Regions from separate parts of the Mus musculus genome. Here all the other regions are linked to region 1. Evidence: chromatin loops called from intact Hi-C (ENCODE). Cell type or tissue: left cerebral cortex. All regions are shown on one strand. Links, peaks and the distances in the headings refer to the core of each region. The heading gives the core; the rest is flanking DNA. Region 1 holds the start of Ccdc158 (coiled-coil domain containing 158). Region 2 overlaps Shroom3 (shroom family member 3). Region 3 overlaps Ccng2 (cyclin G2).

Region 1 (11,010 bases), core at 2,903-7,902:
ATTTCAAAATAAATATTATAACAAATAACTTGAAAGCTTAAGAGAAAAGTAAGAAAACTAATTCTAAAGCCAAAAAAAAAAAAAAAAAAAAATCCTGCTGAAGGGATGACTCAGCAGTTAAGAGTACTGGCTGCTCTTGCAGAGGGCCTGAGTTCAATTCCCAGCAACGACATGGTGGCTCACAGCCATCTGTGATGGGGTTTGTTTCCCTCTTCTGGTGTGTCTGAAGACAGACACTCATATATAGTAAATAAATAAATAAATAAATAAATAAATAGTTTTAAGAAGCTCTAAAAGATCAATGAAGATTGAGTCATAGAGAATAACCACTTGATTTTAAAGTCAGACTTTGATAATATACAGAGGGACAGATGAGGTGTCTTGCCCAGACTAAAAACCACTTTAAATCCTTCTGTATATAAAGCAATCAATTCTCCAAAATTATTTGGTTGGTTGGTTGGTTGGTTTGGTTTTGGGGCCAGAATCTTGCTAACTTGATCTGGGCTGAAAATCTTGCCTCCGTGTCGTCCCCACCCCCCTGCTGAGTTTGGTGACCTGCACCATCACCATCACCACCACCACACCACACCTGGGTTAATGATCTAAACTTAACAGAACATTTCAAGCAGTTTTAAAGCTGGGTTTTCTCGGTTGAAGGGCGAGCTTTTTCTGACCCGGACTGTGTACTATGCCACGACCTTAGGAGGCTGCTGATCTTTAAGCTGATTTATAACGGAAGGCTCATGTGGGAACTGATCCTGCATTTCATACTCGAAAAGAGAAGATTAGCCATCAATTGAGCACATTTTTCCTGGGGATTTCACAGAATAAATGAGCTAGACACACACTTTTCTCCCAAACACCAAACTATCCAAAAACATTTCCAGATAATCAGAAAGTCATGAGTCAACAAATTGGGTAGTTAAGTGCAGTTCAGGCAACGAACAGGATTTTTCTTTTCTTTCTTTCTTTTTTTTTTTTTTTTTTTTTTTTTTTTTGACAAATCTGACACAACCTTAAAAGCTACAAACAAAAAGCCACAAGTTGGTTGCAGACAATACTGAGAGCAGAAACTTACCTTGGAAATGATTAACGGTTCTCCACGCTCCAGGCCACCTTTCAGGGTGAAGCCCCAGGGAGCCCCTCCCTCTAGGAGCGCTTCCAGATAAACGAATCTCTCCGTGGGGGTCCTACTGGGGTTTGGCGTGGCGCTAGGCTCCTCCAAGTTCTCCGGAGTCTTCATCGCGCCAGAGGCATGGTCAAGTCGGCTTCGGTTTAAAGTGCCTGACCCAGATGGAGGCAAGAGGAGCTTCCCTGCTGGGTTAGATCGCTCAGCACGCTGCCCTCAGGCCAAGATAAACTCAGTCGGGACAGCGAAGCCTGCGGCTCCCCGGGGATGCTTCTCCCACTACACCCGCTGGAATTCAGCGGAAGTCCTGAGTGGGGTCTACCCACTGCGTTCACACTGACGTCCCCCAGGGTCTCCGCAGACTGCTTTCGGCTCCCACACGCGCCAAAGCCTTGTCTGTGTTTTTGGTTTTTAACCGAGAATAGTAAAAAGCCTTTCACCCTGTCTAGGAAGAAAGAGGCAGAGGCAGAGCCGCAAAGGAATACCTCTTTTTTTTTTTTTTTTTTTTTTTTTTTTGATTGATCACCAACCCTTTCTTCCTGAGCGAGTGAAATTTACCATGACAATAGCGTCCGCCCTCCGCAGAAGCCGCATTTAAAGAAAGCGGGCGCTAGCGGTGCTCCTGTTGCCCTCGGAATTTTCGATCCTGTCCCCGGGGGGCGGAAAGGCTGTGCGAAAACTTTGTACCCATTTTTGTCAAGCATTAAGTTCAGCGCTTGCTTCTTAGGTTAGGGGAGGTTTGTAAGAGGAAAGACGGGGGGCGGAGGGGCGCGGGCGGCTTGGAGGGCAGAAATCCTTAGTGTCTGGAGGAAGTCACCCCCAAATCTCAGCGATGCGCTGCGCTTCTTTTCTTTAGCATTTTCAGCGATGGTGGGTCCCTCTGCAGCCGCCTGAAGCGAGAGTGCGGGTGGCAGAGGAGTGCGCTCGGCCGAATTCAGCCACAAAGACCTGGCAATCAGAGCCGGCCTACAGTCGATAACACCGAGGAAGCTGAAAATACAGTACAGATGGCTAGAAATAGTTACCAGAAGAGCCCCGCCTCTTACTAATTAAAGCAGAACTTCGGGCAAGCGTTGGAATTTTGAAAATCCCTCCAGGCACTTCTGCTGGGCCGCCAAGTCTGAGAGGCTGCTCCTAAGCAGGTCGGGCGAACTTTCAAGTGTCAAGGGCTTTATTGATTTCATTAGAAGAAAATACCACAAGCTGCATAAGATTGGCCTCTCCAGACAAACTGCTTTGCTGTGCAAACTGAGGAAGGCCTTTTCTTCCTTAAACTGTGGTCTACCCCAAGATTGCTTGATACCCGCTGTTAAGTACTAGGCACTCAGGGCACAATGTGCCTCTGACTCTAGGTTATCAGTGTAACTTTGTAATAATGCTATACAATATTTAACGTTACTTTCCAGAGTGTGAGCAGTATATGGTAGCATATACTCTGGTCTTGCCCAGAGTCCTCTGAGATTATTGGGACAAATTAGAATTCTTTTCAAGAAAAATATTTACCCAAAGTTTTTCTACTTAAATTTGTGATGAGTTTTATTTTTCAGTACTGGATTTAAAATGATAGAAATGTAATAAAAAATTGATTTTGGTGTTTTTACTTATAACGAAGAGCAGATACTACGGAGCAAGTAAGACTGTGAAATTGGGACAGTTGTAATAATGGGCCAACTAAACGGCTTAGAAAGTAAAGCGGGCGCGCGCGCACACACGCACACACACACACACACTGTACAAGCCTAACCACCAAGGTTCAGTTCCAGGAGCCCACATAAAAAGCCAGATGCAGGGGTGTCCATCTGTAATCCCAACCCCTCTACACTAAGATGGAAGGCACAGGCAGGAGAATGGCCTGCAAGTTTCATGTTCAAATAGCCTAAGAGTACACAGCACAGCTCTAGAGACAAGAGACCCCACGTCAAGAAGGTGGACAGCTAGAACTGAGTCCCCAAAGTTATCTTCTACACACCATGACACAAGTGTGTTCAGACTCACACGTGCATACACCCACATCATATGTACACATGCACACAATAAATAAACACATGAGCTACACCTGTGATGCTTAGGCTGGCATGGGGGGAGTGTAGCTTAGTACCACATCAGCAGCATCTGAAGGTCAAGGTCATAAAGTTCAGGGCAGCCGGGACACCCGAGACCCTACCTCCTCCCTCCTCCAAAGGCTAACATTTAATATACAGCACAAGGCCTGTATTGTTTTATTTTATTACTGTTTGCAGTAATAACTTTACCCAAAGGGCCCAATAGTAGGGAAAAAATATCATTTTTATATAATGGTAATCTAATGGAAACAGGTATGCCAAGTGAAAGTGGTAAACCTGAGTTGATCCTTAAGGGTAATTTAGGATGTTTTTATTGATACTTCCTTAGGCTGTTTTTATTGATACTTCCTTTTGCAGCTTAATTTGTAAACAAAGACTGAAAGGAAAGCTGGGCATGGTGGTGAGGGTTTGTAGTCCCACCTAAGCTGGAGAATCGTGAGTTCTCAAAGTTCAGCCTTAGTAATGCAGCAATATTATGTCTAAAAAATAAAAAATAGTAGGGTGGGCTCAATAGGTTAAGCACTGTTGTGCAAGTGAGTTCTAACACCCAGAACCCTTGTAGACAGCCACAGTGGTGTCTGTGTCCATGATCCCTGTTCTCCCACGGGCAGACCAAAGATGGGGATGGATAACCCGGAAGCTGTAAGTCAGCTAGGAAGTGGATTGAAGCAGAGACCCCAACTCAAGCTAGGTAGTAGGCAAGCAGCTACACTTAAGGTTGCCCTCTGACCTCCACATGAGTATCCTGAAGGCGTTTGAACACACACACACACACACACACACACACACACACACACACACACTATAGTATGACTTTTTCCTCTGGGTTTCACAGGGTCTTCACATTGTCATTTTGGTATGAAGGTAACTTGACTTGGCAGCCATGGTGTGCCTGTGGAGGTCAGAGGACAGACAACTAATTGGAGGGAGTATTTCAAGGATCCCCCCACCCAGCTTCTTCCTGATTTGGAAGAAAGGCCTCAGAAGAAAAGTGTCACCGTCTCTTTTCTGATTTCTGCTACATCCCTATCCTTCTGCCTCATATTTAGACTTGACTCTACTTTACTAATTTAAAAATAAATCATTTTCATAATAGACACACCCCAGCAGGTGGCAACTACACATGTGGGTGCTGGGAACTGAGTTTGGGTCCTCTAGAAAAGCAGTAAGTACTCTTACCTGGTGAGCCATCTCTCTGGCCCCCAGTGTCTGCTTGTATGTGTCTGGCTTACTTAGTATGTTTTGAAGGTTTGTTTCTACAAATGTATTCCACTCCCTTTGCTTTGTTTTGTTCTGAGACACAGTCTTGTGTGGCCCAGGCTGACCTCAAACTCACTACATAGTCAAGGATGACCTTGAATCCTGATCTTCCTGCCTCCACCTTCCAAATGCTAGGGTTACAGGTGTGTACCACCATGCCCAGTGTGTGTGTGTGTGTATGTGTGTATGTATGTATGTGTGTGTGTGTGTGTGTGTATATATATGTGTGTGTGTGTGTGTGTGTGTGTGTGTGTTTGTGTGTGTGTATATATATATATATATATATATATATGTGTATGTGTGTGTGTGTGTGTGTATGTATATATATATATTTGACAAATTCTGCAAGGTCTTTCTTACAAGTCTCATCGTGTGTCCACAGAGGAGAAATATAGCCACAACACCTTGCTCCCCATCTAGCATTCCCATACTCAACTCTTTCAAATGCCATAGTATCTTTCTAGTTTTACTAATTTTTTTTTTTTTGCAATGGGTATATATGCATCAGGGATACAAGGGCCTTTCATGCTCTCGATGACAACAGCTCTGCCTTCAAGCTACAGCTCCTACTTTTGCTGACATCTCTAATACAATTTTTATTTTATATATTTATTAATGCTTGTTTTGTTGAGACGAGATCTCACTATATAGCTGTAGCTGGCGTGGAGAAAGCTCCGTAGACCAGGCTGGCCACAGACTCACAAAAATCCAGTTGCTTCTGCCTTCCAAACGCTGGAATTCTAATTAATTTTCAAAGCATTGAATTTTGGTTGTTTTTAACTGCTCAAGAAAGTCTCTGAAAATGAAGCCAGGGTGACATCTAGTGGTCCTTCTGGGCCACTAATTTATTCAAGTCATTGCAGACAAGATGTTGAAGTACAGGTTGGAATAAATTATATAGTCTTAGAATGATTCTGAACAATCTAAAACAAAATCCAGCTTATTTTAAAGCTTGCCCATTTCTCTAGGCAATATTTTATACACAAAAAGAGTCACCTCTTCATGGGTCTTCCTAAGACAGCCTTAGGTAGCCGGCAGCTCCTGGCCTGCAAAGGCCAGAAGTGGTTTACACACTGCCCCCGAAAGCAGGTTCTTGGGAAAAGCATGAAGGCACGAAAGTTAGTTTATTCCAATAGTATCTCCATGCTGGAACTTTCCCTGAAGTACAGAACCATAGAACATTATGATGGATACTTCCCCATAACTGGGGTTCAGCAAGAATCAAGGAGAACACAAGGAACAGACAATGTACAGCACCTGCCCCTCAAGCTACAATAAGGCCCGTGTCACAATAATCACAGCACAGATAATCAAAATCTTTCCGAAGGGGTCCACGGTGATTGTAATTGCCATGGCGGTTTTATCAGCGTACATCGGGCACGACTCATGGATGGTATAAGGCAGGTGGCGGCAGTTTATTCAAAGGGAATTTTGTCTCCATGATGTTAGATCTTAAAAGGTCAGCAGAGCCTCATGATGCACACCTGCCACCCCAGTGCTCAGCCACAGAAACAGGAGTATTGTCAATTCAAGGGCAGCTGGGCTACATGTGACATTCCAGGCCAGTCTGGGCTATGTAGGGATACCCTTGACTCAAAAAGCAAGCAAGAAAACTAGCAACATAAACTTACTGTACAAGGACTTCGAGAATTCCAGGAACACATGAGCAAATAACACCATGTGATATATATATATATATATAAACAGAATGAAATTCTCTGGGCATGGTGGTACACACCATGTAACCCTAGCATTTGGAAGGTGGAGGCAGGAAGATCAGGATTCAAGGTCATCCTTGACTATGTAGTGAGTTTGAGGTCAGCCTGGGCCACACAAGACTGTGTCTCAGAACAAAACAAAGCAAAGGGAGTGGAATACATTTGTAGAAATAAACCTTCAAAACATACTAAGTAAGCCGGACACATACAAGCAGACACTGGGGGCCAGAGAGATGGCTCACCAGGTAAGAGTACTTACTGCTTTTCCACACTTTCCAAGCTTAGTTACCAGCACCTATATGGTGGCTCACAACCACCTGTAATCTAGTTTGAGGGGATACAACTCCATTTTCTGGCCCCAAGGGCACCAGGCACGAATGTTGTACATATATGTTCATGCAAGAAAAACTCTCGTACAAATAACATAAACCTTTTTTAAAAAGCTCTATTTGCTTATACATATGAGCAGTGCCTACAGCAGATAAGACCATAGACACAGAAACTAGAACAATGATTGCTGGGGTTGGAGAAACTAGAATATAATAAGCACCAAGTTCCAGCTGGGGAAGAACGAAGTTTCAGAGAGGACTGGTTATAACAAAACAAAAACCAAATACAATAAACAAACAAACAAAAAACCAGCAAAAGAGTGTGTGAGCTAATGCCACTTATAATAAAAATGCCAAAAATGGGCCCCTGGGCCAGTGAGACAGCATAATGGGTAAATGTACTTGTAGCCAAATCTGACCGACTGGCTTTAATATCTGGGACACATATGGTGGAAGGCAGGAGCCAAGGCCTGCAAGGTGCCCTCTGACCACAACATGTGCTCTACACAAATAAACAAACAAATAAATGTAATTTTCAAAAGGTTTAAATAATCATTGTATGTATATTTTAACATACGTTTAAATGATAGTGTTGTTGGAGTTGTGATATATATATGATATACATATATGTATATGTATGGGATATATATGGGATATGTGGCATACATATTTAAAATACTGTTCTAAGCAACTGTGTTACATTAAAATGTATATAAAACAACCATATATATACATATATATACACATACATACCATATGTAGGTGTGTATTTTGCAGCATTTGCATAGCATTTATGATTGGAGTATGATTCCTAGAACAACAGGGGAAAAATGCTCAGTAGCATGGCTGGAGAGATGACTCAGTGGTTTAAGAGCACTGGCTGTTCTTGTAATGAAATGTGATTGGAATCACAACTGCCTGTGACTCCAGTCCCAGGGAATACAACACCTCCTTGGTGCAAAGACATACACACACACACACTATATATATATATATATGACACCCACACACAACACATTTAAAAATTTTAAAACAAAGAAACAAAAAACCAAGATGATATATTATTCATCACTCATCACTTAAGCCTGGTGCCTATCAACGTCTGTGCAATAATGAATGGCTGCTTAAGGAATCCTGGACCCCTTCCTTCCTCTTTAAGCTCTTTGTTCTATAAGGCAAGGAGGTGTTGTTTTTATACAGTTCTTGCCCTGCAAGTATGAAGACTGGAGTTTGGGTCCTCAGCACCCACATATTCAAAAGCTTGGGGAGACAGAGACAGGAGGCTCTCTGGGTCTTGCTGGTGGGTCAGTCTAGCCAACTGTGAGCTCCAGGCTCAGTAAGAGACCCTATCTCAGGAACTAAGGTGGAACCCGCAGTATGGCTCAGCTGGGAAAGGGACTCACCTAGCAAGCTTGACTCCCTGTGTTTGGTCCCAGAACCTATGTAAAAAGGCAGAGGGAAAGCTCTCTCCGAGGAAGATACCCCACACTGACCTCTGAGCTCCACTTGCACCCCTACTATAGTTAATGCTCTCTAGAGGAACAGAGTGAATGCATATTTAGGCTTTACTACTTCACCTTTCACAGTAAGGTCTGTATCCCTCTGAAGAGGCTGAAAACCCAGGACCTAGTTAGTGTATAAGGCTGGGTGCCTTAGCAATCCTAGGCTGGTACAGGAGGTGTGGGGAGCCCCTGGTCTTCAGTCCACATGGGAAGGCTAAAGAAACTGGGTTCTGATGGTAACAAAGGATGGTAGGGACAACCACAAACTCACCTTTGGAAGGTTTCCCTTCCACCCCTCCTAACTGGGCTAGGACCCACATTTAGGCTGAGGCTTCCTAAGTCACATAGCCCGATCAAGAGAAGAAAAAACTTTATTCAGGGTACAAACACACACAAAATGAGACAGCAATAAGAGTCACGTGTTAGGTAATTAAAATGTTTTATGCCAAAAGAACACACTTATGTTTTGATAGAAATGAAAAGGTTTAAAGGAAACTAATTGGAACTTGTTTTCAGTCTAGTCACAGAGGCTAGCCATTTATCGTCCTGCTTAGTGATTATAATTTCCTGTTTATGTACTTGACGCTATAGTCCTAGTTGTTTCCAAGGCAGTAAGCGGTATGACAAAAGTCTTCAATGGTACTTCATAAAAGGTTACAATTTGTAACTGCATTACATAAAAGTGTTTGATATTTATAGTCAATTTATACACTGTATATGTGTTGTACTACTTAACCTTGATAGTTAACAGAATCCAACATCACAAAGCAAAAGTTGATCTATACACTTCTGTAAGAGCATAGTCTAAGAGGCAGAAGGATTCCAAGTTTGTGGCCACCCTAGGCTACGTAGGGAGTCTCTGTCTTCAAAACAATAACAAACGCTACAGGTTGTATCTCTCATCTTCCGCCTCTTTGGAACTCTTTCTTTGGGATGCTAATTTGAACAGCACGCTGGAGTCTGAGTGTATAGTCGTTATAACGACAGAGTAACCGAAGCACAGAAGAGGAAACAGCTCTCCGAAGGCAGAAAGGTCAGTTATCCGAAGAACTCTGAACCTGAAAAAACAGTCCGGACGGAAGTGCAACTTAAAAGCACAGGCTAAGCACAGGCGAGCTGCAAAATGCAAGTTATTCTGTTAGCTTGAACAGGCAGGGGTGGGGTGGGTTAGGGGGAGTAGACTGCACATGTGAATAAGGATGTCAGCCTGCCCCTCTCTCTGAGCGCTGGTAACAGAGAGGATCTGTGCCATTTGGTAGCTGGGAGGATCTTTGTGGGGTCTTTGTGAGGACGACAGGAGAGTGAGGCTAGATAAGGAGCCGGGTTGCAGGGCAGTAGTAAGCGAAGAAATGTGGCTTGTTGGGCCTCCCTGGTTGCCTTGGCGACGGGGTAGGGGAGCGGGGAGCACGTAGCAGTCCGGGGGCGTGGTCTTACAGGCTGCCTGCCCCGCCCCCTCACGGGCAGCGCTCTCTCAGGCCCCGCCCCTCTTCTTCTGCCTCAGCCTCCCCTCTCCCCTCTCCCCTCTCCGGTCCAGCCCTCCTCCTCACGCCCCGCCTTTTCTCGTACCTCAGCCTTCCGGCTTCTCTCACGCCCCGCCCTCCTTACGCCCCGCCCTTCCCTCACACCCCGCCCCCTTTCTCCCTAAGTTCCTCGCCGCCAACCGTCAGACCGGGCTTGCGCTCCGCAGAAGCAGGGAGCTCGAGGCCTCGAGGTGGCCGGTCGGGTGCCGTGGTAAGGTAGCTGCGCGGGGTCGCGGTCTCGGGTGCAGTGAGAGCCGACAGGGTCTCGCAGGTGCGGCCGCGGCCCCCGCGGACATGCGGCCGGTCTCTTAGGGCTAGGTGTTGTTAGCAGGTATGCGGACGGAGTGCGCCTCGGGGTACAGGGAAGGGTCGTTCTCCTTGAGGACCTGGATCGACTCCTGTTCCTTCTGGAACTTTCCATGGCCTTATGGTCACACGTGGAAGCAGCCCAATCACTTTGTACAGCTGTTTTCCACTTTGTACACTGTCCCTGTTCTCCAGGGGCAGTGGCGGGAAACCTGGGTCTTCGTGACTGCAGAGTCACTTGCAGAATTCTTTGAGTCCAACAGGACTGCTCCCTGCTCACTTTTGTTCCGGCCTGGCTCCTGGGAATCTCTGGAAGAGATGGGAAACTGTGGGGACAGACAGTGGAGTCTCGGGCTGTCACCAGTATTTCGTCCCACATGAGACTGTGTGACTGTAGCCTCTTGATAATCCACTTCAGGTCCTAGACTTTCCACCTCAGCAACAGCCTCCTTTCCCACAACACTTGCAGAAGTCCCCAATTGAGCGGTCCTAGGCATTGCTCCTGTTAAATGTCAGGTTGGCTTTAAGGTCACGGGAATGCAGAAAACAAGTAAGTGGTGTGGGCTGTTCCTCGGTGTGTTTTGGCTGATAACTACATAAGAAAAAAAGGTCCAGAGTGTTGAATCTTCCCAGAGGGTGAGTTAGACAGGGCTGCTAATGTGTGTATACCTATGGTCTATGGGAGTGGGAAAGTTGAGGCAGAGATCTGAAATGCCAACCTCTGTGCCACGTTTTTCATTTTTTTAAAGATGTATTTTTATTTTATGTTAATTTAGTATTTTGCCTGCCTGTGTGTAAGGGCACCATGTGGGTGCCTGATGCCTGTGGTGGCTAGAAGGGGTTGTGGGATTCCCTGGAACTGGACTTACAGAAGGTTTTGAGCAGCCATGCAGGTGCTGGGACCTGGACACTGGCAGCAAGTGCTCTAAGGCCTAGCCATCATTCCAGTCCCATATTTTAAATTTTAATACAGTTATCTATTCATTTTAGTTGAGTGTGAACTACATTTAGAGGCTGTTTACCCTCTAAATGTAGTTGTTAAAGATTTATTTGATGTATCTACAAGGCCTTTGCTTGCTGTTTTAGTTTCGGGGGTGACTCTGTTCTTCTGTATTAGAGTGATCCACTTTAAAACTCTAGAATCTAAAGCTGGTGTGGTGGTGCACACCTTGAATTCTAGCAC
Region 2 (11,010 bases), core at 2,210-7,209, 210 kb before region 1:
GACATCTGGACGTTGTCCAGGCTCCTTTCAACACAACTGCTAGAGACTAGATGAGACCCCAAGCTAGCTGCTAATAAGTTTCTGTCTCCTTCCATAAAATGAGATCTCCCAGCGCAAACTGCTCAGTTTTTTATCTCTCTCCTGCTCTGTCAATAGCTCATGATTTGTACCCGGCAAATCATCAAAGGGCTTCCCCAGTACATCTGGTATCTACCAGTTCAAAAACATAGCTGTGATAACGTTGCCTCTCAGTTCTGTGCGCTGGAAGTAGGTGGGAGACAAAGCTTGTGTCAGGGAAGTCTCCACCGGGCTGATGCGAGGACCTAAGGGATGAGCAAGAGGAGGGAAGCAGGGTTTCAGAGACAAGTCTGAAGGGCCAGAGCATCACACAGCTTGGGCCAATGGGGTGGTGTAAGTAACTAGGGAAAGGGCAAGATGCAGCTAATGGATTCAGAGAGGCAGCTGGTGGACAGTGATGGCCTTACAGGCATCAGCGGGATTTAGATGGTCTGTCGTAGGCTAGGGGAAATCACTAAAACCTTTGTCCCAGAGTCATGGCGTGCCAGTTGTAGAAGTCCCGCTGCTGCATTTGGGGGACAGGCTAAACAGGATGTGCTGGGCTCACTGACTTTGGCCTTAGGCCTTAGCCACCAAGGGACAATCACGTTCCAGCAGAGCCGGCTCAGAGTGTAGACTCCAGGAACGGCACAGACAATTCGAGCCCTGGATGCAGCCCTTTCTATGTGACCTTAGGGTTGTCAGTTCCCTCCAGGAAGCAGCTCTTCTCGGAGTTTGAGAAGGAGCGCAACCCAACCCTGAATCTGAATCATACAGCTGCTGGGGTCTCAGATCCAGTGCTTCATGGGACGGCAGTTACAACAGTAATTGGTATTAAAACAAAACAAAACAAAACATGTACAATCTTAGTTCCTATCTTGGCGCTTAAAATTGTTGAGTTTTTATGGGGGAGAAAATGGCGACTTTGTTGAAGAATTATTATATTCAACTCGCAGTATTCTTATAAACTTCCATCTTCACGTAAAACTTCAAGAGAGAAAACCCACCTTGTGATGTCTCTAGCCAGAGATAGACATCTAAGTGCAATTCACATAACCAAATCTCGGATTCTGCCGGTTTATGCTGGAGAAAGGGGTTTTCCTCTTCAACCTTGAAGCTCTGAGAACCACTCACAGTTGCCACCTCCCAGGAGAGGTGGCAGCCTTCAGGAGGAAGTGAAGTGTCCAAGGTATGTGAAGGATACTGACTTTGAAAAGGCATGTGATCTAAGTGACGAGGAGTGCTGCTGGCCTATGACCTTGTCAGGTAAGACATGTCCTTAGCAGCATGGGGTTCAACTGGAGTGTGTTCAAACCCTGATATATCCTTGTCGCTAAGGGGTGTTTCCGGGGCTGGGGGGTGGGGGGCAGGGGAGCGGGAGGCAGAGTGTGTAAGGGCTGGACCGAGTTGGATGGATAGTGTTCAGAACCCAAACCGTCTCTCTCTGCCAGTGAAGATGATGCCTAGAAGATTCGAAGAAAAATTTTCTGGAATATAACCAAATGTTCTGGTGGGGACTGTGAATATCTTATTTCCGCCCCTCCCCCGAAAATTATTTAAGTTTCTTAAGGCATAGATAATGAGCCAGAAAGATTTGGAAAGGACCGGCAATATACTGATTTAGAGGTAGGTAATGGTGACTACTGTCTTTGGTTTTTCTTCTTTCTTTTAATGGGCGTGGTTGTCACTTGGTATCTCTGAGGACAGGCATCTCCTGCCTCCTGTCCCTCTGACAGTCTGAAGCTATCTGTGGCTATTGAAGCCTTTATGTAAAAGGCATTGTCCTTTGCACGTCACCTCCACGCACCTTCTTTTAGACAGACTTAGCTCTGGATTCCTCATAATTAACACCTAATCCTGTGCCACCTGTGGAATGAGGAGAAAGAGAGTGAGTGCTGGGTACAGTTGCGACATCACGGGCTTGACTCCAGTTGGCTAATTTGGAGCCCTGCTGTTCTGTGTCCTCTTGTGAGCAGCTGCCTGATAACTCGGTGGGGAGACAGTGCAAGAGATGAGCCCTGGGCCCCCGGGGGCCACCTGCATCAGAAGCCACCAGCTCACCTTGCAGGCAGTAGGGGCAAGGTTTAAAGCCAGGCTGAAGTGTCTGAATCTAATCTCATTTCATAGATAAGAAGGGAGTGGAGGCAGGTGACTCTCCGGTAAGCTGGAGTGATAGATAACAAAATGACCTGGAGATAACTGTGCTAATGACTAAAAGTCTCACGTTCCCCCACTGCTTGCAGACCTGTGACTCAGTGCTTCCCTGACTCATCAAAGACACCAACAATTACCTCAGAACTATACAAAATAACAACAGCAAACCAGTTACTTTTTAAAAGAAACTCCATCAGAGATTTGGCGTTTTTGTATCCTTCAATCCTGTCAGGACCCTGGAAGCCCCCCCCCCTTTTTTTTTTGCAGGGTAGGGTGGTGGGGTGTGTGGGATGGTGGGGGTGTAGGGGATGTCTGTCGTTACTTTTCATAGCATCAAGACACTGATCCTCATATGCTTTCTTCCTTATTCCTGTGTAAGAAGTCTTGGCTACCTCGAAATACTTTAAGCTTAAAGGCCACCAGTGTTGCTGTTCAAGATCAGTGCATTAAAGATACCCCCAGAGTGAAGAGAAGTAACTTCAAGAGAGAGATTGTTTCTGGTGGGTAAAGGAATTGGGGGCTTTAGAGATGCAAGTGACTTTGAAGACTGACCACAACTGAGGTATGGAGCGGAATGTGGACTTGGTTTTAAAAGGAGTGACATTGATTTTTTTTTTTTAAAAAACCACCTCCCTTCCTTTGCAAACTCTAATATTTATGCTTGAAAATAAAAAATTTCCACCAGCAAGCTGGCAGCTGCTTTGAGCTTGAAGGGCTTTCAAAAGCAAAACAGAAGAATTGAATGTGGCTGCGGTTTCACAGTCTCCATTTTCTTGCCTGACCTTAAGGAGCCAAGGCACTTTTCTTTCAACACCTGCAGACAATGAGCCTCTAAAAGTGAATCTAGCTGGGCCTAACTTCCCAGGAGTCATCGTCCTGGGCCCCCTTCAGTCCGTCTGCCTCACATCGCAGGGTTTTATTTTATACTTTCACGTACAGATTCCAGCTCAAGGAAAGTCTGTCTTTATTTTCTACTTGTATTTGTTTTTAAGCAAGACTCTCTCCTTGTAGGTGTCCAGGAAACTGTTCTCTTTCCAAGCCGGATGTCAGTGTTATTCCACATACCTTAGTGCTCTTGCCTAGGAACCAGTAGATAAAATGGGAGAGTTTTGTAGCCAGCACATTTGGGAGGCATCCAAAGGGTGCTTATGTTGGCGAAAGTCAAGAAGGTCACAGGCAGCTTGAGCAGACAGAACTAGCTCTTGATTGGCATTGCCTCATGGGAGAAATTAGGACAATAAGAGAGATCTGCCCAGAAAGAGCTGAGCAACAGCCTGTATTCCCAATCTGACCAACCCAAGAATTCTGTCTGCCTGAAAGGTGCTTACACTACTAAGAAAGACTCATGTTTTGAGCAGGGTCTCTGAATGCTTGTTACCTTTTATGTTCAACATCCCCCACCCCCAACATTTCTGGGGGAAGAGGTCACTACCACATGCGTGTGGAGGTCAGAGGAAATGTGAGGGACTTGGTTCTCTTTCTACCACGTGGGACCTGGAAATTTAGATCAGGCTCTTAATATGTTTCTACGATGAGCCATGTTGCTGGGCACAGCCCCTCTTGACACTAGAGAACTTCAGGGTCCTCTAACTTTGTTCTCAGCCTGTACCCGTCTGCCTGCTCTACTGAAGTACACGCTCATGGTCTTGATGCCTGCACAGGGAGATCCTTCAGGGAAAGAATCACATGTGCTAACTGCTCTAGAATAGAGCCCCAACAAGTGCTTCACTGGGGTGTTAAAACTACCAACTTTGTCATAAAAACAATACTTTAAAATCTATTTATAATAAAAATCCCATATCACTAATTGTTGGTTGAGAACCTTCTATCCAGATAGCAACTACCAGCTTATGAATTTTTTTAAGCCAACATAAGATTCTCACTCTTGCTCTCTTGCTTCTTTCTTGCTCTTGCTCTCCTCTTCCTATTCCCTTCCCCCTCGCCCTCCACATGCTCATGGCCTACCTCTCTTTCTCTTTCTCTTTCTCTTTCTCTTTCTTTCTCTTTCTCTCTCTCTCTTTCTCTCCTCTCCTCCTCCTCCTCCTCCTCTTCCTCCTCCTCCTCCTCCTCCTCTTCCTCCTCTTCTTCTTCTTCTTCTTCTTCTTCTTCTTCTTCTTCTTCTTCTTCTTCTTCTTCTCTCCCTCCCTCCCTCCCTCCCTCTGCCTTTCTCTGCCTCTACTACCCTCTTAACTCCCCATGCCCTGAATAAACTCTATTCTATACTAAAAAAATTTAAAAATTAAAAATTCCCATTCTTTCTAAACAGGACATGTCTTTGCTAAGCCTGCCTAGTGCTTCCCTCCCACTCCCAGCCCACACCCACCATGTTTATCTCTGGTCTAGATTCATACTTGTGTCTGAGGACTCTGCTTTGGTCGATAGTCGTGCTTATGTCTGAAGGAGTGCTGGTCTCTTTCCCAAGTGTAGGAATGAGAGAACATGACAGGCCTTGAAGCTTCCCAGAAGGAACTCTGTGCGCTGGTGATTTACGTCCCTGGTTTCCTTATTAACTGACTGCCAGACTTCAGGAAACTGGAGCCAACCCAAATGGGGCCCTTGGCAGCTGGCATGAGCCATGGCCCAGAGACCAGTGTGGAACAGTTGCTGAAAGCAAGGGCCTGGGGAGGCTTGGGGTAGGTTGGGGGTGGGTCTGGAAGGAAATGTGTTCTGGAATCCTCAGAGGAACTCTAGGTAAACAGGGTGGCTCTGCTTCCACCCAGTTAGCAGACACTTCCATACAGTGCTGTGGTGAAGAGAGACTAAGAGGCTGCTGAAACCCTCATCCTCTCTCCCTCAATATTTGAAAATACGTAGGAGGCCAAAAAAAAAAAAAAAAGTTAAGATAGAGAAATATAGTAAGTAATCAATGTTACTGGAAGCAGGCATCTCTTCCTATACATGCACACTCATCTATCGCCCACACACACATGTACACTCACCCATTGCCCCCACACACATGCACACTCACCCATCCCCCCATACACATGCACACTCACCCATCCCCCCCATACACATGCACACTCACCCATCCCCCCCACACATGCACACTCACCCATCCCCCCATACACATGCACACTCACCCATCCCCCACATACACACATACACACTCACCCATCACCCACACACACACATACACACTCACCCCCACTCAACTACCCCCACACACACACACATACACTTGCCCATCCCCCTCAACATATACACACTCACCCACCCCACACCCACATATAATACACTTAACCCCCACTCACCTACCCATACACACACACGTACACACACTTACCCATCCACCACACACACATACACACACACACACACACCACCCCTAAAAACCTTTGCTTCCTGACTTATATAAGAACTTGAAGACACTAATCGGATTTTAAAAGTCTGTCCTTTAAAGTAACTTTATAACAATAAGTCAAGGTGACTGGAGTTATAGTCAATAGAGAACCCTGGTCTGTTTTACACATGTGTGCTCTAACACTACTGAACTGTACGGTGGCAAGTTGTATGTCCTATGCTTTAAATTTACTTTCATCTTAAAAAGCAAAGAGCAACAGATAAAGAAAAAGAAAATGGCCGATTCCTTCATGAGGACCCGCTCCTAGGCTGTTATAACCCACCATACTTCCCACTCACCCGCCAGCCTTCTAGCCTGGAGCTGAGTGGTTACACTTAAATATCCTTCTCTTTCAGTGGACAAAGCTGGGGAAATTGAAAGTTTACAGAAGCGGAAGGGGCCTGAGGGTCATCATGTCGGGAGTCCTGACACTCTACCACTGGCCAACAGGGTATTCCCAACATTAGCCATGCAGAGCGGAGGATAGAGGACCGAGTTTCTGAAATGGAGATTCTAGTCTATATTAAGTCCCTACTGTGTGACTGCAACTTAAAAGTCTGCTAGTGATCCAGGAGGACAGACATCCCAGTGAGCAATAGTGGAGCTAAAGCCTCCAGTTCCACGTATCCCTGAGCCTTCGCTCCACGTGCATCCCACCCCACACTGGGAGGAACAGCACCCATGTTGGTCAGCTTACAAACCTGTAACTCCCTCTCCAGAGAGAACTGACGCCCTCTTCTGACCTCTAGGGGCTCCTGCACCCCCCACACACACACACACAAAATACACATTTAAAACAAATCAAAATAAATCTTAAAAACACACAGTCTCCCATAACAACAATAAGGATAAATATATTTTTTTAATGTATTACCTTAGGTCCTGCCTTTATTTTGGTCTGTTGATATTCTGAGTCAGTGTCTCTCTGTATAACCTAAGGTAGCCTCAAACTCATAATCCCCCTGTTGTAACCTCCCAAGTGCTAGATTCACAGGTACGCAATTTTGATTTATTATTATTGCTGTTGTTGTTTTGATTTCTCTGTGTAGCTCTGAATGTCTTAGAACTTGCTTTGTAGACCAGGCTGGCATCGAACTCAGAGATCCATCTGCCCTTGCCTCCCAAATGTAGGGACCAAAGGCATGCGCCATCACATCCAGCCACAGGTATGCAATTTTTAATTTAATTTTAAATAGTGGTCAAACCTGCCTGGCTCTGGCTATGTCTCTTTGGATATCTGTTTATCTCCCAGGCATTCAGGACCTGAATGATATTCAAAGCCTTTATGCTGATATTAGAGACTCAATAGGAGATTGAGAGAAGGCAGCTAAGTGATCCACAGAAGAGAAGATGCCGTGAATGAAGGAGGATGGGAAGGAGCTGGTGGCTAAGGGTACAGACGGAGTCTGAGCACAAAGGCCTGGCAGGCCCTGAGTGGGAAGGTCCTACCAGGTTCTAGTTGGGACTTAGAAGTTTATCCTAAAGACAACTGGAAGCCATTGAAAATCTTCAAGCAGAGGATGTCTCTGTAAAGGCCAGTGGTGAGTTGGGTCAACTGGGATTGTCTCCAGAGTGCAGCCTGGAATGAACGTGGCCTTGGGCTTGGAATGTAAGTGCCATCAGGCCAAGACAACCTGCTGTCTGTAGACTTTTGTATGGCTTCCACACTTGACGTATGACTAGGCCTCCAGCAAGAGGTACCTGGCACACAGGCACCTCTCAAAAAATATTTGCTGGGGCTGGAGAGATGGCTTAGTGGCTAAGAGCACTGATGGCTCTTCTGAAGGTCCTGAGTTCAAATCCCAGCAACCACCTGGTGGCTTACAACCATCTGCAATGTGATCTGGCACCTTCTTCTGGTGTGTCTAAAGACAGCTACAGTGTACTTACATATAATAATAAATAAATCTTTGTTTAAAAATTGCTGAACAAACAAGAAGAGTCAAATGGCTGAGCTCAGCTGAGGCCAGGAGATGAAAAGATTGCTGGAGGGGTGGAGGAAAGGTAGATAGGGTTAAAGGATAGGGCCTGCCCATCTGCAGAAACTTCCTTTATATTTTCTGGATCAATTTAAACAGCCATGCCCCATTCTTGTCTTAAGGTGTCTGTATGATTTCAATGTGAAGCAGCAAAAATCTTTTCTAGATAAAATTCTCTTCTTAAAGTACATGGATCAATTTTTTTCTCTTCTTTCTCCCTCTCTCTTTTCTTACAGCATTTTTTTTTCTTCTTTATAGCCTTTTGAAGCCACCATCACCATATTCCAGTTTTAGGATATTTTCATCGCCCAAAGGTTCCCTTGTCCCTGTTCCTGCTCCACCTCCAGCCCAGGCTATCCAGGAGCCTCCTTTCAGCCCTGTGGATTTGTCTTTTCTAGGCATTTTGAGTAAACACAGCCGTACAATATAGACTTTAAGTGGCTGGCTCTCAGTAAGTATGCCTTTGAGATTCATCAGGGTTGTAGCAAATGTCCGCCATTGTTCCTTTTTGTCGTTGACTGGTGCCCCATTGTATGGATGTACAACGTTGGATTTATTTACTTACCAAGTGACATATGGCCTGACTGTCCCCATCTTTTGTCTGCTGTGAGTAACGTGCTGCCTTTTACGTTTATGTCATTGTCTGTGACTGACCAGGCAGAGAGAGCCTGCGAAATTTGACTGAGATCAGTAGAAAGAGTCAAGGAAGATGGCCAGATGGATGGCTTTAACCACAGGAAATGTGACGATACCAAGTTCACCAGAGATAGGTGCTACAGGAGAAGAACAGCGGTGGCAGGGAGGATAACGTTGTTTGACACAAATCACCTGTGACATGTGTGGGTGGGCACAGGTGCTAGCATGGCCCTGGAACCCTCTGTTAGCTTCCTCAAAACACCTGACACACTCAGACCATTATTTTAGAGTGTCCAGTTCCACGCTATCATTCCCTCCCTGGGCCTAGTTACAGCAATCCCCCTGTAGCACAAGCAGGCTCCTCTATGAACCCAACCACAGAAGAAATTCATATAATTTCCCATTAAATGCTCATTTGGGTTTGCCTGACAACTGCCACGTACACAGAATCTCTGTTTCATAAATCGTGGTAAGTATAAATAACAAAGTGTGCTTTGACCAAGTTCAGTGACATAAAGTCTATTCACAGGGCTGTCCCTCTGTCACAAAATGTCCTGACACATAACTCTTTTTATATTGCAACTCTCTGGCCATTAAGCAATCCTTAAATCCTTCCTCGCCCTGCCCCCACCAAGTATGGTTCTATTTTCTCTCCCTCTGAACGAAAGTACCCTGTATAACTGGGATCATACGGTATTTGTCTTATTACAATTGGTGTGTTTAATTTACCACAGTATCTTCAAAGTTCCTTCTCATTCACAGGTAGCCTGCAAGATGACTTCCTTCTTTTTCAGGGTTGACTAATAGGCCATTGCACCCACTTTGTTAAGTTGATGGGGTCTAGCAAGATGGCTGTGAAAGTTACTGTTTCATTTTGTTTCCAACTTGACACAAGCTAGGGTCATTTGGGAAGAGGAAACCTCAGCTGAGAATCTGCCTCTAACAGATTGGCCTGCAGGCAGATCTGTAGGGCATTTTCTTAATGGCTGTTGTGAGAGGGACCAGGATACTGTGGGCTGTCCCATCCCAGTCGACTCCCGAGGCAAGTAGTCCTGGGGTGTATAAGAAAGCAGACAGAGCCAGCCATGAGCAAGCCATGAGGAGTAACCCAGTAAGCAGGACTCCTCCATAGCCTCTGCTTCACTTCCTGCCCTGACATCCTTCAGGACTGTGACCTGGGAGTTCAAAGATGAAATAAACCTTTTCCTCCCCAAAGTCGTTTTTAGTCATGCTGTTGGCTGACAACCTGAGTTCAATACCTGGGATTCCTTTGGTGGAAAGACTTTAATTGACTGACGTGTGTGTGTGTGCACGTTTGCACATGTGCACATAAATAGAGTCAAATCAAAGAATTAATGGGGTAAATATAGCTAGAATACTTTATGAAACCCATCACAATGTCAATACAAATTATAAAATGAAGAGTTGGCAGATCTTTCTTCAGCTCTGGAAGGTGACGTACATGATCTGTCTTTCTAATAGGCAGTCACATAAATCTACAGCTGCACGAAGTGAGTCCAAGAACTTTCTCCAGCTTTAAAAAAATACTAGGCACCACAGGACTCTTGAATGCTACACTTACAATATAAAAAACTGTGCATCTTTGAAGGCCTTTGGAAGTATCCCTTTAAATCACTGCTTCAGCCTAAACATTTCCTCAGAAAAGTCTCTTCTTTCCCTATAATCCATAAGGTCATGCCGTGACCTGGCTCTGTTTGGCTTTGTGATAAAAATGTCTGGCTGGAACTTCATCATGCATTTCAAGTTTTCTGTAATAGGAAGGGTCAGGCAGGTCAGAGCTGATACCGTGGAGTTTCAGGACAGCATTTATCAAAGAAAGAAGGGATGACATGGGGTCAGGCTGTCACACGGGATGGCAAAGAGAAAGACTACACCAGCAAGGAACAGGAAGATGTTGTGAATTTTGTGAAGGATGTAAGTAGTGTCCAAATATCGCAACAAAAACCTGTTCTTTTTCACAGATGGACAAAGCAGACAGATCTTGGAAAAATACCAGCAGGGCAATGGATCCATTCTATCAGACTCAGGGAGACTGATAACACACAGCAGAAGTTAAGATAATAAACTCAGCAAGCTTCAATAACCATAAACATCAGTAAACACAGTTGAACTGTTGAACAAAGCAGGAAGTCCACAGAACAGCCCAGGCTAGGCTGAGAGGCTCACTGCTCCTGGGATAACAAGGTACATTTGCACCTTCCAGCACCTTCTCCAAGTGGCTGGTTCTCTTGACAAGACCATACATAGGTCCAGGGTGCTCCAGGAATGCCACAGCTTCCTGGTATACCTGCCCAGATGCCACACCTGTAACTGGTATGGAAGGTGGGTCAAGAAATTAAACACACGCTATCAAAGGTAGGGAGATAGGAAATCCAACCGAACCTCCCTGGATGCCTGCCTGGTCATACTGGCTGAATAAGTACCTCTCCAGCAGAACTGTGGTCAAGTTGAAGTGATTCCTTCATTTGAGGCCCAGGGCAGGAGAAAGTTACTGCTGAAGAACACATACAGCCCAGTCCTGTGTTGTTATGTGGGCAGTAAGTTTATCCCGCCTTAATTTTGAATGGCATTGGCCACTATAGTAATCAAATAACAACCATAAAGGCCTAGAATGTGTTTGGGGTGGGGACACTGGTCAAGGGTCTTAGTTTGGGCTCATTTGAATTGCCTAGCAAGTGGCTTTTAACCCATGACTCAGTCAGGACCCAAGGACTAGGGAAGTGGAGAGCCTGTATTGTAATATATAGAGAGCTAAAGTTGGTTTTTCAGTACACATGAACTTTTGTAAGGTAAGACATTGGTGACCCATCCATAATGCACAAC
Region 3 (11,010 bases), core at 2,335-7,334, 600 kb before region 1:
CCCCCTCTCCTCCCCCAGAGATTTTTTTATATATATTCTTGTCAGTCCATATTGTCTCTCTGTTTATATAAGTTCTTTTATTTTGTTTTTTCTTTCTTTCTTTTTTTTTTTCTTTTTCAAGACAGGGTTTCTCTGTGTAGCCCTGGCTATCCTGGAACTCACTCTGTAGACTAGGTTGGCCTCAAACTCACAGAGATCTACTTGCCTCTGCCTCCCGAGTGCTGGGATTGATTAAAGGCATGCGCCACCACTTCCCAGCCTAGTTTTTTGTAATTTTCAATTAGCAAAAGAGGAAAACTGATATTTGTGTCTTTGGTTGTCTGTACTCAGTACTTTTGAAAAAAATGAGATCTTTAAAATCTCAATCCTATAAATATACCATAGAAGGAGTCATTATCCAGAATGCTGGGGAATCACAAGTGTTTTGGCCTTGAGTTGTTTTAGGGTTTGTTTTGTTTTGGGTGAGGAGGGACATTTTAATATTAGCCAATACATAATCAACTACAACAGAGATAGATATATACATATATACATACACATATACATCATATACATACACCGTATATACATAGCCTGACGGTGACTTTATACGATACTGCTAATCATTTTATATATAAAACAAATATTCATAGTATGAAGTGTTCTGCTCTTCTGTTCATGCTGGCACTTCAAGTTTTTAGACTGTCGCATGTTTTGGGTTTCAAACCTTCTGATGTGCAGAAGTGCCGCTGGAAAACAGAAGACAGGACCACTGAGTTCCCCAGAATGAGTATTAAAGCAAAATAGGTCTGGGAATGATTACATAGAGGCCCTCGGGACTTGAAGAAAACATCTAAAGTTTCAGGGCCTTCTTGAGTGTCTTTGAGCTGATAAAATAGCAAGAGCCTGTTGGGCACACACACTTTGGAAGCAACAGGCTATCTGCTCTTGAAGTACAGTCTGATTCGTTGGTTTCAGCAAACCCGGAGTCTTGTGTATTAGAACAGAGGAAATGAATGACCTTCCCTTAGGTTGACCTTCCCTTACTTCTCGAATGTTCTAAGAGCATCAAGACAAGCCAGTGGCAAGTTAGCCGTGGGTGGGGCAAACGCCCACTTCTCTCTGCTGCTCTTGTCTGTCCTGTAGCCTTGTTTGTCTCTAAGACACAAAAGTGCTGGAAACAACGTGAAGTCGCCAAGTCACTGACGCCCAAACAGGGATTCTGCCCTAAATCCAGACAACAGCTGGTAAACAGCTGCACCAGTGTGCTGTGTAAGCTCTCCAGGAAAGAAAGAAGCCCCCTGAATCCCTGTGGAAAGCCCAATCCCTGGAGAAGACAGCTGGCAGGTACCATGAAGACATTTGTGCATCCAAATAGATGCATGCTGGGTAATATTTAGGACCGTATTTTAAGAATCTTCCCTATCAACATTCTACACTCAAACCTTTCCAACTTAAAAAATAAAAAGTAAAAACATAAAAAGAGAACGGGAAGAACTGTAGCACTTGGTATACTACGAATATAAAAGGGCATATAGAACGCTTTGTCACTCTCTTCTCTTTCGTTGATGCCCCACCCCTAAATGCCACGGACTGTCTCCCTCGAGCAACCAAGATGCATATCTGCTGCTGGAGCCAGGTCCCAAGTTCAGGCACAGCACCGCTTCTGAGAGCTGGCAGCTTGGCTAGCCTTTGATCTCCAGCCTGCAGTCTCCAGTCTGCAGCGCTCCTCTGATGTACAAGACAGGACAAGTGCTCAGGCTGGACAGGCATCGCTGCAGGCAAACCTTTCTCCAAGGCTGAACTGAGAGACTTTGGCCTGCCCAGGCCCAAGGGCAGCAGCTGGTTCCAGCTGCTTGCCTGCTACAACCCACAAAGGACTCTGGGTGTTCTGATGGTGTATGATGGGTGTTGCACAACACGGGCGAGCTGGAACGTGGGACTCAATGGAAAGCAGCCATGCTCAGATTGCGTTTTGAGCCTAGCCTCTGGGGACCTGTATTTCTTTTCTTCCATCCCTTTCAGTGACATCTTCCTCCAGGCCCTTTAGGAAACTAATGAGCTCATTTGCTTCGCTGAGTCCTCCAGTCCTCCTCCCCATCCCTGTCGAAAATCTCTGGCATGAACGTGAGGAAACTCACTGACTTTAGCTATCAATAGGGACGCAGAACAGTATTGTTTCCTGGAGAGCCGGCCAAAAAAAGTATACTTTTTTGTTGTTGTTGTTTTTTGAGACAGGGTTTCTCTGTATAGCCTTGGCTATCCTGGAACTCACTTTGTAGACCAGGCTGGCCTTGAACTCAGAAATCCACCTGCCTCTGCCTCCCGAGTGCTGGAATTAAAGGTGTGCGCCACCACAGTGTCAGAACTATGTATGATATTAGGTAGGGTCAAATTCTCCCCCCCCCCCCCCAGCACACACACATACTACCCCTTACCTTTTCTGGGAAATTCAAAATCCAGGACTACTAGCTTTGTTTAAAGACATCATCCTACATGCCTGTGATCCTATCCATGGTAAGCACTGTAAGATGCCTCCTGCTTCCATCTCATCTCTTGAAGGTTCTCCAAGATGAAAGACAATAGCTTCAGAAGCCCCCCGAATCCTACATATGACTATTGTAAAGAAAGCAAACAGCAACTTCCTCTCGGGAAACCTGCCACCAATGGGTGTCTTACACTTTCTCTAGCATCTTGTTCTTTTTTCTCCCATGTGCTTCCTAAGACTTAGTGTGTGTGTGTGTGTGTGTGTGTGTGTGTGTGTGTGTGTGTGTGTGTGTGTATTTGCCTACAGGTATGTATACTACACGTGTGCAAGGCCCACAGTAGTCAGAAGAAAGCATTGGGTCCCCGGAACTAGAGTTATGGATGACTGTGAACCACTGCGTGGATGCTGAGAACTGAGCCTAGGTCCTCTGCAAGAGCAACAAGTGTTCTTAACCACTAAGCTGTCTCTCGAGTCCCATCTCTTGTTCTTAACAGCACCTGCCCACTCCCAACATCCATGCTTAATATTTATGTTTAAAATGTCGTTCACCACACTGCAAGCTCTTCTCTGAGAAGCCCTCACCATGCCCTCGGGTATATCTGATTTTTGTTCTGAGCACCGCTCCTTTTCTTAACCTCACGCTAAAGTCTATATTCAAGTATCTTCATTAAACTTCAACTTCATACTGCCAACTTGTGAAACTTTCGGCGCCTGTGCCACAAATCTGTTTGGCTTGAGGCAAAGTCCCTAACAGGTTAGGGGAACTCCTCAGATGTTGCTGGCTGGGCCTTTCTCCCTGCTCTCCTTGACAGTGGCCACTATTACTGTAGCTTTGTTATACATAGAAGAAACTGAGACACCAACACTTCCACAGTGCCTGACGCTCTAGCTGCTGGAACCTAATGCCAGTTGGTCTTTGTCTCTACACCTCACCTTTGATACAGTGCAGGGCAGTATCTAGAGCGATGGGCTGGGACCTCCCGTGTGCTCTGTTGAAACCCTGGCTTTAGAGAAGCTGAATTTGTCCTTACTTGCATAAAAGTCTACCTCTGCAAATTATGGATAGCTGTAACCAAGAATGTCAAAGGCATGACCAGGCATAATTCTCAACACGGGAATATGTTTGTACCCAGTATTATGTTAGGCAGGTTGAAGGAGAAAAAGGACACAGAATATATCATCTCTTCTCATAAAAAGTTCCCAATTAAGGGAAAAGAATATTCCAGCCCTGTGGAATAATTACTGGAAGTACTCCAGAGGTAATTGCTATGTTGGGTAATAAGAATATGGGGAAAAAGTAAGCAAGCCTTTAACAAGACAGTTCTTACAGAGTTCCACTCTAGTTAAGCATGAACTGCTCTAAGTCTTGGTCCCAGAATATAATAATGAAGCATCAACTATAAAATCAGTGTAAGAACTGAATGGGTATGTGTTTGGAAAGGTTCTTAAGCCTAAGCGCCACAGGTCTGGGGTCAAATTAAAATCCCTTGCTCTAGGGCTAGGGTTGAGCTCAGTAATGGCGTGAGTATGCAGTGAATACGCCACGGGCTTGGCCCTGGACTCAATCCCAGCACCAACACAGAAATCCCTGCTTTAAGTCCTAACTGCTTTGGTACTAGACTGCCCCGACCATTCCATTTCTGGTCTAATCCGGTTCCAGAGTAAGTAAAGATGCCTTAGCTCTGAATCCTAACTGTTTTTCCTTTCTATGGGCATAAGCCCTTAAAGACAGAGCAGGAAGAGTGTAATTTTGATTTCCCTGGTATTCTCAATACTGTTCTTCATATGAATTCTGCCGCCGATTCAGGTTGAATGGTATCAGCTTCGGGGCAGTTGAGCGCTGAAATGAAGAGCTCAGTGTCTGGCAGGCAGATGGGTTTGGGTCACAGTCCTGCCTACCAGAGAAATATCAATGAACCTAAGTTCTCTAACACGCCTAGCACTGTACCAGGACTGATCGGATAGCTTTGGAACAAGGCGTAAATAATCCATGTCAGGCATTTGGCATGGTGTAGAGTCAGTAAAGTTGCCTGTTACCTATAATAAAACCACGCAGCAGCTGGAGAAAATGGAGATGATATACCTAGTGTTGGGCATTCCGCAAAGAAAAGAGACACCAAGAGCCTCTCCACCAACAGCCTCTCCCTCCAGGGGAAAGACAGGTGAAGAGAGCAGGCGAAGGCAACAGAAAACTGTTGGGAGAAGGCAAATTTAAGTTATAAAAACAACACATGGCACTGACAAGGATGCTGTGGGAGAACTTCTTGAAAGGAAGCATTATCACGGGCTTTTCAAATGACAGGATTTGTTATATTTCACCCTTAAATTCCCTAAGGATGGGGATGCGTTTGGTGTCACATAGCAAGCACTTAGTTTGGTTTGGGCACACAGGGGATGTTCAGACAGCCATCCAGTGAGTCATGGTAAGGAAGCTTGAACTGGATGCTAAGGAACCAAGATCTGTTAAGGGTTTCATCAAAGGAAGGAGATAATCGGTGTGTGTTCACACTTCACTCCGTATTATGTAAAACGCCAACGACATAAATCCATTTCAGGAATAAAAACATTACATTCATATAATCACCCTCTGGCCATGAATATTTTGTTTCAGCTATTTATTTCTCTGTAGCGCACCATCCCAAAGCCTAGAGGCTTCAAGAGACTTCTTTCTTATGGGTCTGTGGTGGATCAGGACCAATTGTAGGGGTTGGGTTTGCAGGTGAGGATCCAGGGTGTTTAGCTGAAAACCCAGAACATCAAGAGGATTTTCATTCTTAACACCCCTTCCACGTGGTCTCACATCTTTCAGGTCTAGTGCAAACTCCTTTGTGATAAAACAGAGGGCCAAGAAGGCAAAAAGAGTAGCTACCTGTTTGTTAAAGCCTAGACTTACACACACACACACACACACACACACACCTTCTCCTGTTGCACTTTAAAGTAGGCAGACAAGTCAACACAAGAGCAGCCAAAATAAAAGGGAAAGAGGGTTCATTCATTGACTGAAAGAAAATCACAATGCTGCGGGTGATGGTGGGGGTTAGAGTGCCTGACTGCCACTTTGGGAGACTATCTACCAGTCTGATATCTACTCTCTGTGTGACTAGCACAGACAGTTGTTGGATATTTGTGGTGTTTACAGGAAAATTGTACTCCAAAGAGTTTTGGAACAGAGTCTCCAGGATAAAGGGCACGCCTAGCATGTTCAACATCTTGGATTCAACCCCACCATTTCACAAAAAAAAAAAAAAAAAGGAGGGACAAAATGAGTGTCTTAATCTCCCTTTATATAAATGAAGTGGTGTGTCTGTATCAGAACTTGCCTATGTGGTAGGAGATAGGATGTAGGGGACACATCATGCTACAATCTAGTGTTTAAATGACAGGAGTTGAAGAAAAAAACAAAATCCTAGACCAAGAAAATGGTTTAAGTTGCCATGAGACTTCTGCAGCCAACATCTGTATAATTAACTTCAATGTAAACTCTTATTTAAAGTCCAAAGGGGTTTATTAAAACACAATACTTACATAATCTCAATCCTAGGGCAAGAGGTGGAAGTAGGGTCACATGGGTGGAGACCCAGGACCCAACAGGACACCAGCACAATAGCAAAACACATCCAGCTTCCACTGTAAACCACAACATCCAAACCAAAAGAGCCAAATTTTTTGTCAACTCAAAGGGGTGGATCAAGAACGAGGTCAAATGGAAGCCTCTCCTCACACTGTGGTCATGTGTGCAGATGCCTGGGTCTCAATCTGACTCAATTCCTTGAGAAAGGTGCATTATTAAATAATAGCAAGCTTGTGAGTCCCTTTGTAATAACACACATGCATGCATGCACACACACATGCTCACAGGTATGCCTACTCACACTCACACACACATGCACATACACACAAACGGGCACACACATGTACGCTCATACATATGCTCACTCACTCTCGAGCACACACATAAGTGCATACACGCATACACACATGCACACTCACACACTCCAGCCCATCTTCCTCCACATAGCAGCCAGCTTGCCAGCTTCCTTAACATTTTTTAGCCTCAGGAAATGGCAAGGGAAAACAAGCCAACAATAGCCCGGCAATAGGTTCAGAGTAGACTTGGTTTCTCTTACTGAGTGGATCCTTTTGAACAAATTTTCAGGACATTCTTACTGGCATACTTAAAAGGGTTAAATGGGCAGCAAGTAGGGACCAGCTCTAAGTAAACCTGGAATAAAAGATATCAAGAATAGCATAGTAAACACTATTATAGGAGGGTCAGTGTGTGTGTGTGCACATGCATGCACACTTATGTGTAAACCAAACAAGAGGTAGAAAAGGAGAATCAGTAAGGAGATTAAACAGTATAAGTGACATCCTCCAAATGAGGGTAGTTATTCTCCAGTAAACAAGCAGGAGGTGAAAATACTAGCCAGGTTTTTCCCTTGAACAGGTAGAATTCTAACTTGGTGAGATAGAGGTAAGAACAGGTTTAGGAGTAACCAGAAACTTCCCAGTAGAATGGCTAGGGTGACTAATAAGCTCAATGGAAAGGTCTAAGATAAATACATAAAAAACTAGGAGTAGAAGAAGAGGCATGGGTAGAGTCACCCAGAGAGATCTAATAAGAAAACCAACACAATGCAAGGGACTGAAGAGACCACAAATACTTCACAGTAAATTAAAATCTGAAGCAGAGCATATTGTAGCTTGCCCAAGCTACTTAATAAGGGTCATCCTAGAACAGATGCCTCACAGGGAAAGTAGGAAGCTCTGGCGATTTAAGAATGGTCCCTATAGGCTCATAGACTCAAATGTTTGGTCACCAGGGAGTGGTCATTCAGGGGTGTGGCCTTGTTGGAGGTTAGTGTGTCACTGGGGGTAGGATTTGAGGTTTCACATGCTCAAGCCAGGCCCAGTGTCACTCTCTTCCTGCTGTCTGCCAATCCAGATGTTGAACCCTCAGCTCTTTCGCCATCAGCATGTGTGCTTGTGTGCTGCCATGCTTCCCACCATGACAATAAAGGCCTAAACCTCTGAAACAAGCCACCCCCAGTTAAATGTTGTCCTTTGTAAGAGTTGCTGTAGTCATAGAACACTAATACACAGGTCATGCCTGTATCTCCAGGGCAAAAATAGCAAACACATCATACTCAGTGTGCTTGATTTGCTACAAGTTTACAAAATCCAAAAGAAGGGGGAACCTATGCATTATTTTTTAATTTGAAAGAGAGGTCAAGTGTAGTGGTACACACCTTTCATTCCAGCACTGGGGAGGTAGAGGCAGGCAGATCTCTGTGAGTTCAAGGCCAGCCTGATCTACACAGTGAGCTCCAGGACAGCCAAGATTATATAGAGACCTTATGTAAAAACAAAAACCAAACAAACAAAAAAACCCAAAACCAAAACCAAAAAGTAAACCTAAAAACCTCAAGTTACCAAAAGCAAGGTGCTAGGAACTAGTGGGCCTCCATTACCAAGCATGGCTTGCTTATTCACCCAGCAGCGCTCCAGAGATCACAGACCGGCCTACTTGGTATTGTGTCATTGGCTTTCACTGTGAAGAAGCAGGCATTTGGATTAATGTGCCATTCCTGAAAGCTTAATATGAATCCACCTGGAGACAGGTCAATTCTCAAGTGCCAGAGTGCTTTGTGGTATTTCTAAAACTAAGGGACAAACTGATGACAAACTCCAATCCAGGGGGCTCGTCAGCAGTTAGAAAGCTATGTTGGACCCTTCAGCCTCACTTCAAGTCTTCACATTAAAATGCACCAAGTACTTTTACCAAAAATCAATTAAAAACTGAAATAGGAATACATGTAAGGAGAATTCATTAATATTTTTATTTTTGAATTATGACCTATTCGGAATTCAAAAAAAATCTACTTTGGAAAACACCTCACTGGGTGTTGACTTACTAATAAAAAGTAAGTCATCAATGTCTGAGTATAATATAGAACACACAATAAATTATATTTACATGCACTGACCAATTATCACACACAAAGGTAAAAAAATACAGTATTTTATGTACATTTTTAAAGATTTACATTTTCACATAGGTTTATAAAGTTAAAAATTCTCTGTACAAAAGCTTCAGTGTACAGAGTGTACACATCTTCATCCTTATGGCTCCATCACCACACAGAATTGCTTTAAACTAACACTACAAACACTGGAGGTCTTTCACTTCATATTCACATCTTGGCACCCATATACAATACATTATGAAATGTGAATTATAAAACAATTAGAAAGTAATCATGCAGATATTTTAATACAAGAAAGTGAGATGAGCTAAATCAGCACTTATCAACTCCATTCCCTGTTCTGCTTTCACACAGGTGCATGCAAAGCTAGCAGATTATGAACTTTTTTAGGTAACACTAAAATAATACTACAGTCTGACAATACTTAGGTATTAAGAATGCAACTAACAGTCCTAGCTTGATGGCAACTTCTGCTTCAGCAGAAAGCTCAAGACATTTATGAACTAAAATTCACAGACATGTCAATTCTTAACATGTAGGATCTGTATCGGACAATACACCACCATTAGAAAAACAGAATTGGTGTTTGACACTCAAGAGTACTGCAGTCTCTGTTCTGAGAACAAGGGAGAAGGAAATCCAAGATAAACCATGAAAGGATTGCCTTCTGTCCCTGCTAAGGAAGCCCTTGCACACTCCCAACCTATTAAATAAAGACACCTGAAGGCTCTACAGTTTCAGACAGGCTACACTGTTCATCTTTCAAAGGCCTGAAAGGAATGAAGGAATCAGCACCTTCCCTCCTCCCCAAGATAAATGTCAACAAAAAATAAAGTGCCAACGTTTTAAGTACTGTTAAGAGGCACTAACCCATTTGATGGCTTAGGATTAAATATGAAAATAGGCCAGATCTGATCTGAATAATAAATAGAAGGTAGGTATTCCAGTCTGTGAAATTCCTGTCTAGACGGGGGCTGGACTAGAAAACTACCCACACCCCCAAGTATTGCTTTGAAATAGGTACACACACTTTAAACCCTGACACAGACATGTGACCTCTATGGTGGAAAGCACAGTGTCTGAGCCACTTGGAAGTCAAAGAAGAAGGTGCACTCCTGATCGCTGGGTGGGGAGCTGCTGAGACTCTCCTCTCCACAACTCATGTCTTCACCAGAGTCCTCACTGAAAGGAAAAAGACAGGAGGGTGTCACTGCTGAAAACACACATGACTATCAGCAAATTACAACTCTGACTGCTGCAGTTTACACAGATATTATATTCAAAAGCTAATCATCATGTACACAGTTGAACTGAGTTTCACGTCAAGTCTATTCTAGTTATAAGATGTTCTTTCCTTAACAATAATGTTCGTTCATTCATTCACTGACAGGGTTTCTCTATGTAGCCCTGGCTGTCCTGGAACTCACTATGTAGATCAGGCTGGCCTTGAACTGACAGAAATCTGCTTGCTTCTGCCTCCCAAGTGCTGGGATTAATGGCATGTACTGCCATGTCCGGCTAACAATAGTTTTCTTAAGAGAGCTGCACAAAAGTGCCATCTCTTCTGCCTGTACCATTAACTGCAGCAGAGGTAACCACAGAAGTCTGCCAATCTGCATCTGTTTAAAGGCATCCTTTGTATCAGTCACTCCTTCTCCGGTTCCCTCAAACACCAAAGCAAGAGCACACTATGAAACTGGAGTTTCTGGTCCTTAGATGATAGCACACACAATCAAATTTACTAAAATTCACTTTACAGAAGTAAGTGTAGCGCTGGAAAAAGAGATGTCTGTGTGGCGTCTGCGATCCCTGCCAACCAGGAAAAGCCCGGATACTGTTTGCGTTTGCATTGCTTTTGTTTTAATAACCAAACTGTGTCTCCAAAGTAAGTAAAATGAGAAGATAAAAGTATCCTTTGAGGTGAGGTTTACAAATTGTCTATTTTTTAAAAACTAGTTCATTTTCTGGCATGAAAAACCACTGCCATGTGAGGAGGGATTTTCTCTTTTAACTCTCCGCAAGGGATTTTATTTCTTTTTGAGACAGCATCTCACATGTAACATGGTCTTGAAATCATGAACAGCTAAGGATGACCTCGAATTTCTGGCCCTCCTGCCTCCAACTCCACACCTGGTTTAATGGTGTTGGGGATCAAAACACTCCATGCATGCCATGAAACACTACCAACTGAGTTCCGTTTCCACCCCGGTTCTTCTTTCAATTTTTAAGTTATATGTATTTACTTATCTCAGGTGACAGGGAGGGGACAGAGAGGACGAGGGAGGGAGAGGGTGTATTGTATGTTACAGCATGTGTAGAGTTGAAAAAAAAATCACTTACGGTGGTTGGTACTCCTTCCAGTGTGGGTTCTGGACTCAAACTCCAGCTTGTCAGCAAGTGGCCTTACCTGCTCAGACACCTTGCTGGCCCTTACAGATTTGTTTTGTTTTGTTTTGTTTTGTTTTTAACAAAACCCACCATTACATTTAGTCTGTGGAAGACGCCTGCTTACCTTTCACTTCCGTCAAAGCAACCCCCCTCTGGGATAGTGGG

Evidence for each region. Peaks named below come from ENCODE experiments on the same cell type or tissue, not always from the same donor. Only the 100,000 strongest peaks of a DNase experiment are listed, where the experiment ranks them.
Region 2: it touches region 1 in a loop (2.3-fold over the local background); 2 of 42 quality-filtered maps call a loop at or near these places.
Region 3: it touches region 1 in a loop (2.3-fold over the local background); 3 of 42 quality-filtered maps call a loop at or near these places.

The regions. Positions count from the first base shown.
Region 1 is chr5:92,673,900-92,684,909 of GRCm38, reverse strand. Ccdc158 (coiled-coil domain containing 158) reads left to right here and starts at 9,783. Exons shown (of 25, transcript NM_001360018.1): 1 at 9,783-9,852. It overlaps Shroom3 (shroom family member 3), which reads right to left and starts at 1,475. Exons shown (of 11, transcript NM_015756.2): 1 at 1,079-1,475. The coding sequence starts at 1,243. In left cerebral cortex, for the core only: a CTCF peak has its summit at 5,278 (motif pointing left); a DNase peak (open chromatin) is centred at 5,271.
Region 2 is chr5:92,880,019-92,891,028 of GRCm38, reverse strand. All of the region lies in intron 2 of Shroom3 (shroom family member 3), which reads right to left. Among named protein-coding and RNA genes, the nearest start is that of Mir1961, 97 kb to the right of the region's middle. In left cerebral cortex, for the core only: no CTCF peak of the experiment used is centred there; a DNase peak (open chromatin) is centred at 4,618.
Region 3 is chr5:93,273,503-93,284,512 of GRCm38, reverse strand. It overlaps Ccng2 (cyclin G2), which reads right to left. Exons shown (of 8, transcript NM_007635.4): 7 at 10,970-11,010; 8 at 8,282-9,639. The coding sequence ends at 9,516. Among named protein-coding and RNA genes, the nearest start is that of Ccng2, 11 kb to the right of the region's middle. In left cerebral cortex, for the core only: no CTCF peak of the experiment used is centred there; a DNase peak (open chromatin) is centred at 5,085.